Linked DNA regions of Mus musculus: region 1 is linked to region 2. A link is a loop called in an ENCODE intact Hi-C map of the cell type or tissue named here. Cell type or tissue: left cerebral cortex. All regions are shown on one strand. Each heading gives the region's core, and the rest is flanking DNA. Links, peaks and the distances in the headings are about the cores only.

The links. Hi-C counts contacts between places; a loop is a spot of excess contacts. Peaks named below come from ENCODE experiments on the same cell type or tissue, not always from the same donor. Only the 100,000 strongest peaks of a DNase experiment are listed, where the experiment ranks them.
Region 1: it touches region 2 in a loop (2.4-fold over the local background); 6 of 42 quality-filtered maps call a loop at or near these places.

What each region holds. Positions count from the first base shown.
Region 1 is chr3:107,212,594-107,217,973 of GRCm38, forward strand. It overlaps Cym (chymosin), which reads right to left. Exons shown (of 9, transcript NM_001111143.1): 5 at 3,333-3,532; 6 at 1,618-1,731; 7 at 786-930; 8 at 181-279. Among named protein-coding and RNA genes, the nearest start is that of Cym, 6.4 kb to the right of the region's middle. In left cerebral cortex, for the core only: no CTCF peak of the experiment used is centred there; a DNase peak (open chromatin) is centred at 2,215.
Region 2 is chr3:107,346,203-107,351,582 of GRCm38, forward strand. No RefSeq gene overlaps it. Among named protein-coding and RNA genes, the nearest start is that of Rbm15, 16 kb to the left of the region's middle. In left cerebral cortex, for the core only: no CTCF peak of the experiment used is centred there; a DNase peak (open chromatin) is centred at 2,969.

The DNA of each region.
Region 1 (5,380 bases), core at 100-5,099, 130 kb before region 2:
CCTGTTTTCTGTTTCTCTCAGCAAGACTCTATAGTGGCCACACAAAGAAGGTCAATGATAAATACTGTGACCCATCCAAGAGGCCTGGTATTCTTGGTCTGGCCCACACCATTAGTCTTCATCAAAGTTCCAGGGGGAAGGGATGCTAGATAGACCCAGAGCATCTCTGGAAGTGCATACCTGGTTGGTATAAGCGTAGGGTGGCAGTGGGAACTCCCTACCATGGATCTCAAAGACAACGGTGGGCATGATGTCCAGCCTCCAGCAGTCGATGTCAAACTAAGAGAAGAAAGAAGAATGTCACTTATTAAAAGAGGCACTGATGGTACAGAACTCCTTCCTCCACAATGTATGACTCTTCTCAAGGGAAATGGAGGCTGTCCAGATGGGGCCGGGTCTCAAAACATAGTCCCACTGGAGGTATCAGCTTTCAGCAACACATGGACAGTGTCTTCCTTATATGACTAGCCAAAGTGTACAAGTATCTCAGGAAAAAGGGAGAGGGGTTGACTGGTGGTAGCGGTGGACTGAGTAGAACAAGAAGGTGCAGCAAAGGTTACCAAGCCACAAAAGGCATAGGCTCTCAGGACCAGGAAACAGATGATAGCCACCATGCAAAGGAAGCATAAAGCTCTCACAGCAAGGGCAGACCAACGCTGGAAGGAAAGCATTGGCCACTTTTAACAAATGGGCTCACCCAACATTCTCCTTCAACATTTCTTCTGTGTAGAAAGGGGCTCTTGATTCAGGGAGTTTCTGGAAGTAAGGGGAGGACCTGACCTTACCTGGTCATTATGGCCTTGCACAGCTCCAATGACTTGCTGAATATTGAGGATGTCTCTACCAGGCCCCGTCAACAGGGCAGTGCCTGTGTCCAGAACGGCAGGGCAGCCACCTTGACAAGCCACCACTTCACCATTGATTGTGATCCTAGAAAATTAAATAGAAGGGCTTCAGGGTACCAACCTATAACCAGCCTTCTCCCCCGGGTCCTTCCTACCCATGTCAGAATCCTCAAGGAAGAAGGGAAGTCCAAATCCCTCCTTTGAGCCTCTTCTTAGAACCGCCAAAACTTCCCAAGATCAAAGACTGAGCTCTTCCCCCTCAATTGGTGGCTGAATTGAGAACAGCTCAAATTGCAAGGATCCCAAAAAACAACAAAACAATCCACCTGCACATCATCCCGTGGGTGGACTGAAGACTCACTAGCTGCCTAAAGATCCAGTTTCAAGTTTTCTCTGCTGTTTAAGCAATACCTGTCTCAGATAAGTCTCCCACCATTTGTATATCCTTGGGCTTCTCATGAGTAATCCATGAGTTGGCTTCCTCAGACGATGGTCATGAGGCCCAAATCATAAGTCTATAACCTACACTCTGAGGGCAATACTGGCACCCACCTCCTACAGGTTCAGGGGCAACCAATGAGACAGCCATAGAACTGCTCAGCACGGTGCCTCTGGGAAAGAGGCAATCAGTGCAAGGTTGCATATACAACAATAACCCCTTGCAAGGGATGCTGACATCCCAGCTAGCTGTCAGAATCAACCAATAATCTCACAGCTACTGAGCCCCCCTATCCACACACCAAGAGTCAGCCTCTAGGTTCTGCTCACCTACCTGTCCACTGTGAACTGCCAATATCCCTGTACTGTCACAGGCACCCAGTGCAGTGAGCCTATGAAGTAGGACTGATCGATGGCCCCCAGTGTGAGCATGCTCCCCTGCTCATTCCTGGAAGGGAGAAAGACCTCTCTGTAGCAGCAGACCCCCAGCTGGGGAAGAGGGCCCAGTCCCATCCCCGAGGCATCCCCGAGGCATCCCCGAGGCAGATGGGTGGAGACCTAGAGGCCTTTCACTGCCTCTCTCCCAACCCAACAGGGCGACCTCAGCAGCCTCTCCCTCTGGCAGGCTTCACTGAGACTCGACGGGCTTTCCTGCTCCTTTCAGCCTCACAGCCCTGAGTCAGCACTGCCATAGGGGAGGGAGCAACACTCCACACAGGTCAGGGGACCACCAGGTTCTGACATGCTATCCTCAGACCCTCCCAGCAGCCCAATGAACCTCCACCCCTGGAAGGTCTTCAACAAGGCCCCACACTTTGAATTAAAACTGCCTCCCAGAGCCAGATCCCTTCTGCTCCCTCGGGGATATGGTTGCATGCGTAATGCTTACTGGGACACACTCATTCACTGTCTCATCTATCCACACTGTTCCACACCCACACCCACACCCAGAACGTGAGCCCCTCCTACCTCCAGGTTCTAGAGCATAGAACCTGCTGCCTAAAATGCACTGGCTCTCCTCCCCACGCCTTGATAATTCTCACTCACCATCAATGAATCATGTCCTGCCTTGTCCTGTGTGCATGTTCACACACGTACACACAGGCATGCATGCACATTGTCAGAGTGGACATCCCATGCTTTAAGGCACCCATCTGCCCTGTTCTTTGCTGCGACACCCTTCTCTCAGCTGCTTGATTACAATGTGAAGAGCTGTGTGCTGTCTCTTTCCCTTGCTAGAATATATCTTCTAGCTTGTTTTGTTTGGTTATATGTATACCCATGTCCTGGCCTAACCCCTGCATATAAAGGCCCAGCAAATATGCATGGAGTACATGAATGAATGAATGAATGAATGAATGAATATCTAAATGCATGCATGAATGAAATGTACCTTACTCTGTCCATGGGGTCTCCTCTCTTCAGCTTCCTATCCTGGGGGTGGTCTCTTTCTCCTTGTGTTGCCACCTACCCCCAAGTCTGAGAGGAGCTAGGTCATCACAAGGAGCAGGAAAATAAAGCAGCAACATTGTATCTGGGATTGAAGCCTGGCTCCGACACACATTCCTGAGTAAGCAACCCTCCTTCTCTCTCTGGTGGAAGGAGAACCCTGGACTCTTTGGGATTGAGGATCTCAAAGACATTGACAGATGATGTGGAGACCCTTTCTCTTAGGAAGAACAGGTTAAAAGCCCTTATCTAGAGATGGAAACAGGCTTTGTTTCTGTTGTTATTTGTAGTGCCAGAGACTGAACCTGGGACCTAGCACGTGCAAGCCCTCTAACACATCCCCAGTAAGGCTTAGCTTTTTGTGGGGGATCGAGATATAGGATGGAAATCATCTCATCTTTGGCCCAGTAAACTCTAGTTGCATGAATGATTCCAGTAAGGTCTTTGGACAGAAGGTCGGAGGTGCCCAGAAACCAGGATGGAGATAGTTTGGATAGTTGGATGTACCTTCGCAAGTAGTGTCTCCAAGGGGAAGACATTCACCTTAGCCAACAGTGCTTACCAGATATCAGTCAGACCTTTGGTGTGTGCAGCCCCTACCTGCTCATGTAAACGGAGAACAGGTCTTGGGCCACCAGGTGCCTGTTCATCATGTTGTCAAATATGGGTACTGAGTATTTGGAGGCAAAAGTAGGATAGGCCAGGCCCAGGATGCCATCAAATGGAGAGTAGGTGAAGATGTCGCCCGGTTCCTGGGTACTCAGGCCCACAGTCTGATGGGACACTACAATATCAGAGACCTGGAAAGATAAAAAAAAAGAAAGAAAGAAAGAAAGAAAGAAAGAAAGAAAGAAAGAAAGAAAGAAAGAAAGAAAGAAAGAAACTGTCGTGATGATTTCCCCCTGGGAGCTTCTGCGGCCAGAGAGGGAGAATCCCAGGGATAGGGGCAGCCAGTGTGGGATCACAGGCCAGAGTCAGAATGCCAGCCCTTGCTGTCCTGCCTTCACTTTGATAGATAACACAGGGTTAGTTTTAACTTAAGAGACTGGAATGGGCTGGGTCCTCCATGTTCTCTGCTTGCTTTTGAAGAACTGCTCTGCTGAGCCTGGACGAGGAAGAGGGGACAGTGTTGGTGCAGACACAGGTCTCATGTCGGGCACAAGCCCAAAGGAAGTAGGCTGGCTGATGATGGCTCTAAGGCTGCCTGCAGAAACAGCTGCACCTTGGAGTTGTGGTCCTCTCCCGTGGTCCTCCCATGGGCATTGCCGTGCACAAAGCAGGTACCACGTGGGTCCCTATTCAGTCACTTGCTGACTGGGCTTGAATAAGCTCCTCTCCAGGCCCCAGGCCCTTATCTGATAGACAGAATAATAATGCCTGAATCTCCAATCAGTGCCTAAGCCAAATAGCTGAACAACCATTGTGCAGTCACTGAATGTCTGTTTACTGAAGAGTTATTTACCACACTAAAGAAAATTGTTCTTCTTTTGCCCATTTCCCCAGAGGGTAGATGTGTGCTCTGAGCCACACACAGAGCTGAAGCAGGTCTCCAACCTCTGCTCTGTCCCATAAAACTAATTAGTCTCCACACCGGGCAGCAAATGTGAACTTTAAAACCTGATATCAAACCTGCCACACAGGCTACAACTGCCTCCTGCATCTTAGTAGACACGGAACAGAATCATTGCTTCTCGTCCTGCCTCTCACAACTTTTCCCATCCTCCACCCTTAGCTTATCCCCACCCCCACCCCCAATGCTGACCTCTGTCTCCTTCCTCAACTGCTCTAGCTCCTCCCTGTCCCAGGATTTTTGCAATCAGCTCTTCTGCAGTGCTGACCCCAGATCATCTCTGGCCTGGCTTCCTGAAGTGTATCGTATGGGTTCCAGCTTGCCACAGGCAACCATGTCCACCAAAGTGTTCTTCCATACGTTCTAGTTTTGTTTTCTTCATGCCGTACTTGGCACCTTCAAAGCCATCTGACTTATCTTTTGTGTAGACTTTGCTCTCACAAGGCCACCTGAATGCCTTTCTCTAGACAGCATTCAGCAAGCAGGTCCTCTCTCCACTTGTCCCACACTATATCTTTCTTAGAGCAAACATTCATGATGTGAATAAATGAGCAATGGCTAAGTACTAAGGAATAACTCAATTCTCTTTCTCTCAACCAACAAACTATTACTGAGGAGCTCTGATGTGCCGTGTGTAAGGCTTTAAGGATATAGCAATGGCTAAAAGAAAGTCCCTGCCTTGAGTAACCTTTAATCTAACAGGAAAGGCCAATCGTGGATTTTAAAAGCAATGATATAGAACAAGAACATGTCAGGAGCGATGAGCCCTCAGAAGAAAGACAAATCAGGGTAAAGCCATAGGCAGCGTGTGGTTTTATAGGATGCTGGAAAGACCTCATTGATAGAGTAACGTTCTGCAGAGAAGCAAAGACTGGGGCAAAACAGGTCAAAGGAAAGGTTAGTACAGATGATGGGACCAAATGCAGAATGTGTGTGGAGTGAGTGACCCAAGTCCAGAAGTCTGGCCAAGATGGAAACATGAACACCAGGAACTGGGGAAGCATTCAAGTGGAGCTCTGAGAGCAGTCACAGCAACGGAGGGAGGAAGGGGCCATCACAAATGGGTACCAGTGGGAAT
Region 2 (5,380 bases), core at 229-5,228:
GACCTTTGTTTGTTTGTTTTTTGTTTTTTGTTTTTTGTTTTTTCGAGACAGGGTTTCTCTGTGTAGCTCTAGCTGTCCTGGAACTCACTCTGTAGACCAGGCTCTCCTCAAACTCAGAAATCCACCTGCCTCTGCCTTCCAAGTGCTGGGGCATGCACCACCACTGCCCGGCAGGACCTTGTTTTTTTTTTTGTTTTTTTTTTTTAAGATTTATTTATTTATTATATGTAAATACATTGTAGCAGTCTTCAGACACTCCAGAAGAGGGAGTCAGATCTCGTTATGGATGGTTGTGAGCCACCATGTGGTTGCTGGGATTTGAACTCTGGATCTTCAGAAGAGCAGTCGGGTGCTCTTACCCACTGAGCCATCTCACCAGCCCAGGACCTTGTTTTTAAAAAGAAATTCCTAAGCCTTGGTCTCTATAGTCACAGGGATCCAGAGAAATTGGAATCAATAAGACATATCTATCATGTAGGGCTGGAGAGATGGCTCAGCGTCTAAGAGCACCTACTGCTCTTCTGGAGGTCCTGAGTTCAAATCCCAGCAACCACACAGTGGCTCACAACCATCTGTAATGAGATCGGATGCCCTCTTCCAGTGTGTCTGAAGACAGCTACAGTGTACTTATGCTACATCCACTCCAGTAGTGACAAGCACGACAACCTGGGCGCTGTCCTGAGGCAAAAAGTTTACAGAAACTTAGTCTTCTGGAATTGTGGCATCCTGTATAAAGAATCCTCCAATGTCCTTGCTTTAGTTGGTAAACGGATCTGTGTGCTTTCCCTTAATATTGCTTTCTTACAAGTGCTCCTAAGGATTGATATTTTGACATATAGGCAGTCCTTGATCCAACCTTGGGCATGGATAGCTAAGTCACTGCCCTACACAGAAATTTACCATTATCTAGGAAGAAAAAGATTTTGTGACCTAAAGAGGAACCAGAGTAGATTCTTAGAACTATAGGTAGCTGAGTCACACCCATACACAAACAAGTATTTACAATGGCCTAGGGGGAAGGTGGACTATACAATAGACTATAGTAGGAACTATGGCAAGGGCAAGAAGCCCTTGCCCCAGGCTTCTAAGATTAAGTGGACCTTAGGTGGAGCTGTTTGTTTTTTGGGTTTTTTTTTTATAGTTTGCAATAGCTTTCAAACTATGCTATTTTTTTGATTTATTTATTTATTATATGTAAGTACACTATAGCTGACTTCATACAATCCAGAAGAGGGCATTAGATCTTGTTACAGATGGTTGTGAGCCACCTTGTGGTTGCTGGGATTTGAACTCCAGACCTTCGGAAGAGCAGTCGGGTGCTCTTACCCACTGAGCCATCTCACCAGCCCCAGGTGGAGCTGTTTTTGATCCCAGTTGTTAACGTTGAGTTTTATCCCAGTTGCTTCCTGCCAGTTCTTCCATATTTGTATTCCTTTGTTTTGTGTAAGAATCCAGTAACGTCTTTGTACCTTGCCGGTGTGTCACCCAACTTCCCTATTTTCTTCTGTATAAAAAGTTTGATGCTCGATTTGACAAATTACATTCAGTTCCCCACTCTCTTGTATCCAGTCTGTCTGTCAATTCCCGCCAAAGCCTTGCCCACCTGCTCCAGAGACTCGTTCCACGCAGACAAGGGACCCAGAGGGTCTGTGGCATACTTACATATAATAAATAAATAAATGTTTAATAAAAAGAAATACCATGTATATGTATATGAAAAAACATGGTATATGGTTAGTTATACCATGCATATGGCATTTACATGACATATATGTTTTTATCATATGTGGTACATATGTGTTACTTATAAGGAATTTGTTCAGAGCAAATTTGGTAAAACATACTTGTAATCTCATTTACAGAGAAGGGTGAGGCAAGAGTTAAACTTCTGCCCGTCTGGGCTCCATAGCCAAATTCCATCTAAAACAAATCAAAACAATCAAAACAAATAAACAAACAAAAGCCTGGATGGCACAGTTATGGTGGTTGAGAGGTCCCAAGACCTAGTCAGCAAGTTTGAGGCACAAGAAGCCAAGGATGTTCATGCTGTCAGACTTGAGACCCAACAAAAATGAATGTTTTTCTCTTGAGTCTGAAGGCAGGAAAAGCTCATGCCTATCCAATGCCCTTAGGCAGGAGTACCCACCTCTTAGCCTTTTTATTCCACTCAGGTCTGTTGTCCATGCGACCCCTCCCTACCCCTACATATGCGCAGTTGTTTTACTCGGTAATTAGTTCAAATGCTAATGTCATCTTTTTAAAAATCTTCACAGCTACATCCAGAATACAGTTTGACCGGTGGCTGAATATACTCTGGTCCAGTAAAGTTGACTCATAAAATAAACTATCCACAGTATAACACATACTGAAACTTGAGGCCCTCTGAAGGCCACTTAAAGCCAGATTTTCAAGAAGGGAGTGATGCAATCACACTAGCTGGGACCTGCTTAAGAACAGCCCCTGCGGATTTCTGAGTTCGAGGCCAGCCTGGTCTACAGAGTGAGTACCAGGACAGCCAGGGCTATACAGAGAAACCCTGTCTCAGAAAAAAAAAAAGAACAGCCCCTGGCAGCTAAGTGGGAGGTAGGAGCCAATGGGGTAGGATAAATGGGGAGCTCGGGGGTGGGGGAGTGGGGCTAGAGAAGATGGAGGATAGGAGGTCACTGTGCAGGGCAGTGGCAAGGTCCTACTCTTTCCTGTTTATGACCCTGTTCCCCTTACTACACAACAAACTTTCCTATCTGCAGAGTAGGAGTTTGGGAAGGACACTATTAGGCACTTCACACGAGTTCTTCTGTGTCGTTGAGGCCAGATGTTGGCTGGGCTTTAGTTATCTCTTCTGGGTGGAATATTCACTCATGGTCGTCAGTTGGTACCAGCTGTCATCTCATGTACAGAACCTCTTCAGCACAGTCATTTGAGGATACTGAGACTTCTTACATGGCATCTGGCCTCATTCCAAGGGCACAAGGCAGAAGCTGCCCAGCTTTTCTGGCCTTGACCCAGAAATCACACAATGTCTCTTCTGTGCACTCCTTGAGGGAAGCAGTCATAGTCCTGTCCATATCTAGCAGGGTAGGGAATGAGACTCCGCTTCTCGATGGGACCCAGACAGTTCACACTATAGAGAATATGAGATGGTAGACATTTGTGCCAATTACAATGCATTAGTGATTAACTCTGAGACATCAAAAATACTTCAGTGTTGCATCAAGGAAAGAAAGAAAAGCCCTTCCTCCTAGAGTAGTTCAACCAAGAGTGAGTCCAGATTTGAACTCTCTGCTTCACGTTCCCTGTATCTTCCATCCTCTGTCTGCCTGTTGTATGTGTCTGAACCTGTGCCTGCCTAAAGGTGTTGTCTGTCCTTGTGTGTCTGTCTCTAACAAAGGATTTATTGAACAGTATAGAAAACATCACATAGGTAAAGGAATGAGACACTTTACAGAAATCTTTAACAGAGTCTTACAAGGCATTAAGTCATTGACTCCAGCGATCTCAACAAACCAAATAACAAACCTCATTGTTTATCAACTAATATTCATAAGTGGTTGCTTTCAACCTTTATGTAGATTCTAGGAAGTTGTTTTCAACTTCTCTGTTTGCTGCTTTCAGCAAAGGATGTGCCCACATTACCTGGGTTGGGGGCATTGAAGAGTACACAATGTTACAACTGTGCATTAGCTTGGGTTTTAAAAGCTGTCCACAAGGGAAATCCAAGGCTGTAAGGTTGATTGTTACATTGTTCCCTTAAAGGCAGGTTAAACAGTTTGAGGTCACAGTAGGCTAGCAGTCTTAAATATTTCTGTGACCTTAAGATGTATTATTAAATCTAACTGTGTGGTCCAGCAAAAGTTTCAGTCTGTTAAAATGTAAGAGATATTTTTGGAATATTGCATCACCACAGACACTTTGGACTGTCTTTGGGAAATACAATCTGACACAGCTCCCAGTTGACCTCTTCCCATCTGACCTTTTATCTTCCTCTCTGTTTTTTAATATACAACTTCCTACAAGGTCTCCTCAACTCAAATTCAGTTCTAAAATATAATTTATCATAACAACACTCATTCCCTGTACTCTTACAAAATAAGACAAAAAATATCTTTGAGTTTCCCTTTCTGAAAAAAAAAAGTGACCTTTTCATTTCTTTTTTTCTATGAAGTGCATTTTTTTTTTTTCGAGACAGGGTTTCTCTGTATAGCCCTGGCTGTCCTGGAGCTCACTTTGTAGGCCAGGCTGGCCTCGAACTCAGAAATCCGCCTGCCTCTGCCTCCCGAGTGCTGGGATTAAAGGCGTGCACAACCACGCCCGGCTTTTTGAAGTGCATTTTTAATTTATTTATTTACTTTTAGATTTACTTTGTGTATTTTATGTATATGGGTACTTTGTTTGCATGAACATCTTCTACACAACAGAAAATCATATCAGACAGTTGTGAGATGTCATGTTGGTGTTGGGAACTGAACTTGGGACCTTCAGAAGAGTAGTGAGTGTTCTTAACCACTGAACCATCTCTCCAGCCAGTCCTTGTCATTTCTTATTCTTGGATTTGGTTTGTGGCCTCAGTTCATCTGCTGTCACCCTGGTGCAGCTCTTTCTGACCTTAGTCTTCCTGATGATCTTTTTGCATCCTCTTTCCCCTTGCTCCCACTCATTGTACATGCCCTATCTATTCAGTCATTCCCTAATCCTGCATCTAACTTTCCTACCTCTTGACCATTCCTAATGGGCACCTATTCTTCTAACTTTCCACTATTGGGTCTCCTGGGAAGTGAGCTCTGAAGCAGTGTTTATTATGCAGAGTGTTTCTTAAGGTGTGGCTTTGAGATGGACACTTGTAGAAGGAAAGGAAGAGACTCAAGAAGAAAAGATCAAGTTGCAATTTAAACCAAACTCAGCCAGACCCTTGGGGGCTCTCAGGTTAGGATCCCCATCCCTTCAGAAATGTCCTGGGATAAGAAAACCAAGAAGGCTGAGTCTGTGTGTTTCTGCTTCATTGAGCCTTGAGCTGGGCCACTGTGGCAGAGAGCATGACCACTCTTAGTCTCAGGAGCCACAGGTCCTCCTTTCATTCAGTCTTTGGCAAATTCCATCTGGTCCCTCTGCTTTGACCTATTCTCTGATTTTATCATTTATTACTAGTGCCACTAATAGGTGTGTGTGTGTGTGTGTGTGTGTGTGTGTGTGTGTGTGTGTATCCATGAATGATGTGTGTGAGTACAGGTGCCACAGCACACGAGTGGAGGTCAGAAGACAGCTTTCATGAATCAGCTCTCTCCTTCCACAGTGGGTTCCAGGGATCAAATCAGTAGTCTTGTGCTGCAAACGCTCTTAGCCGCTGGATCATCTCACAGCCCAGCCCCACCCTACCCTCATTTTA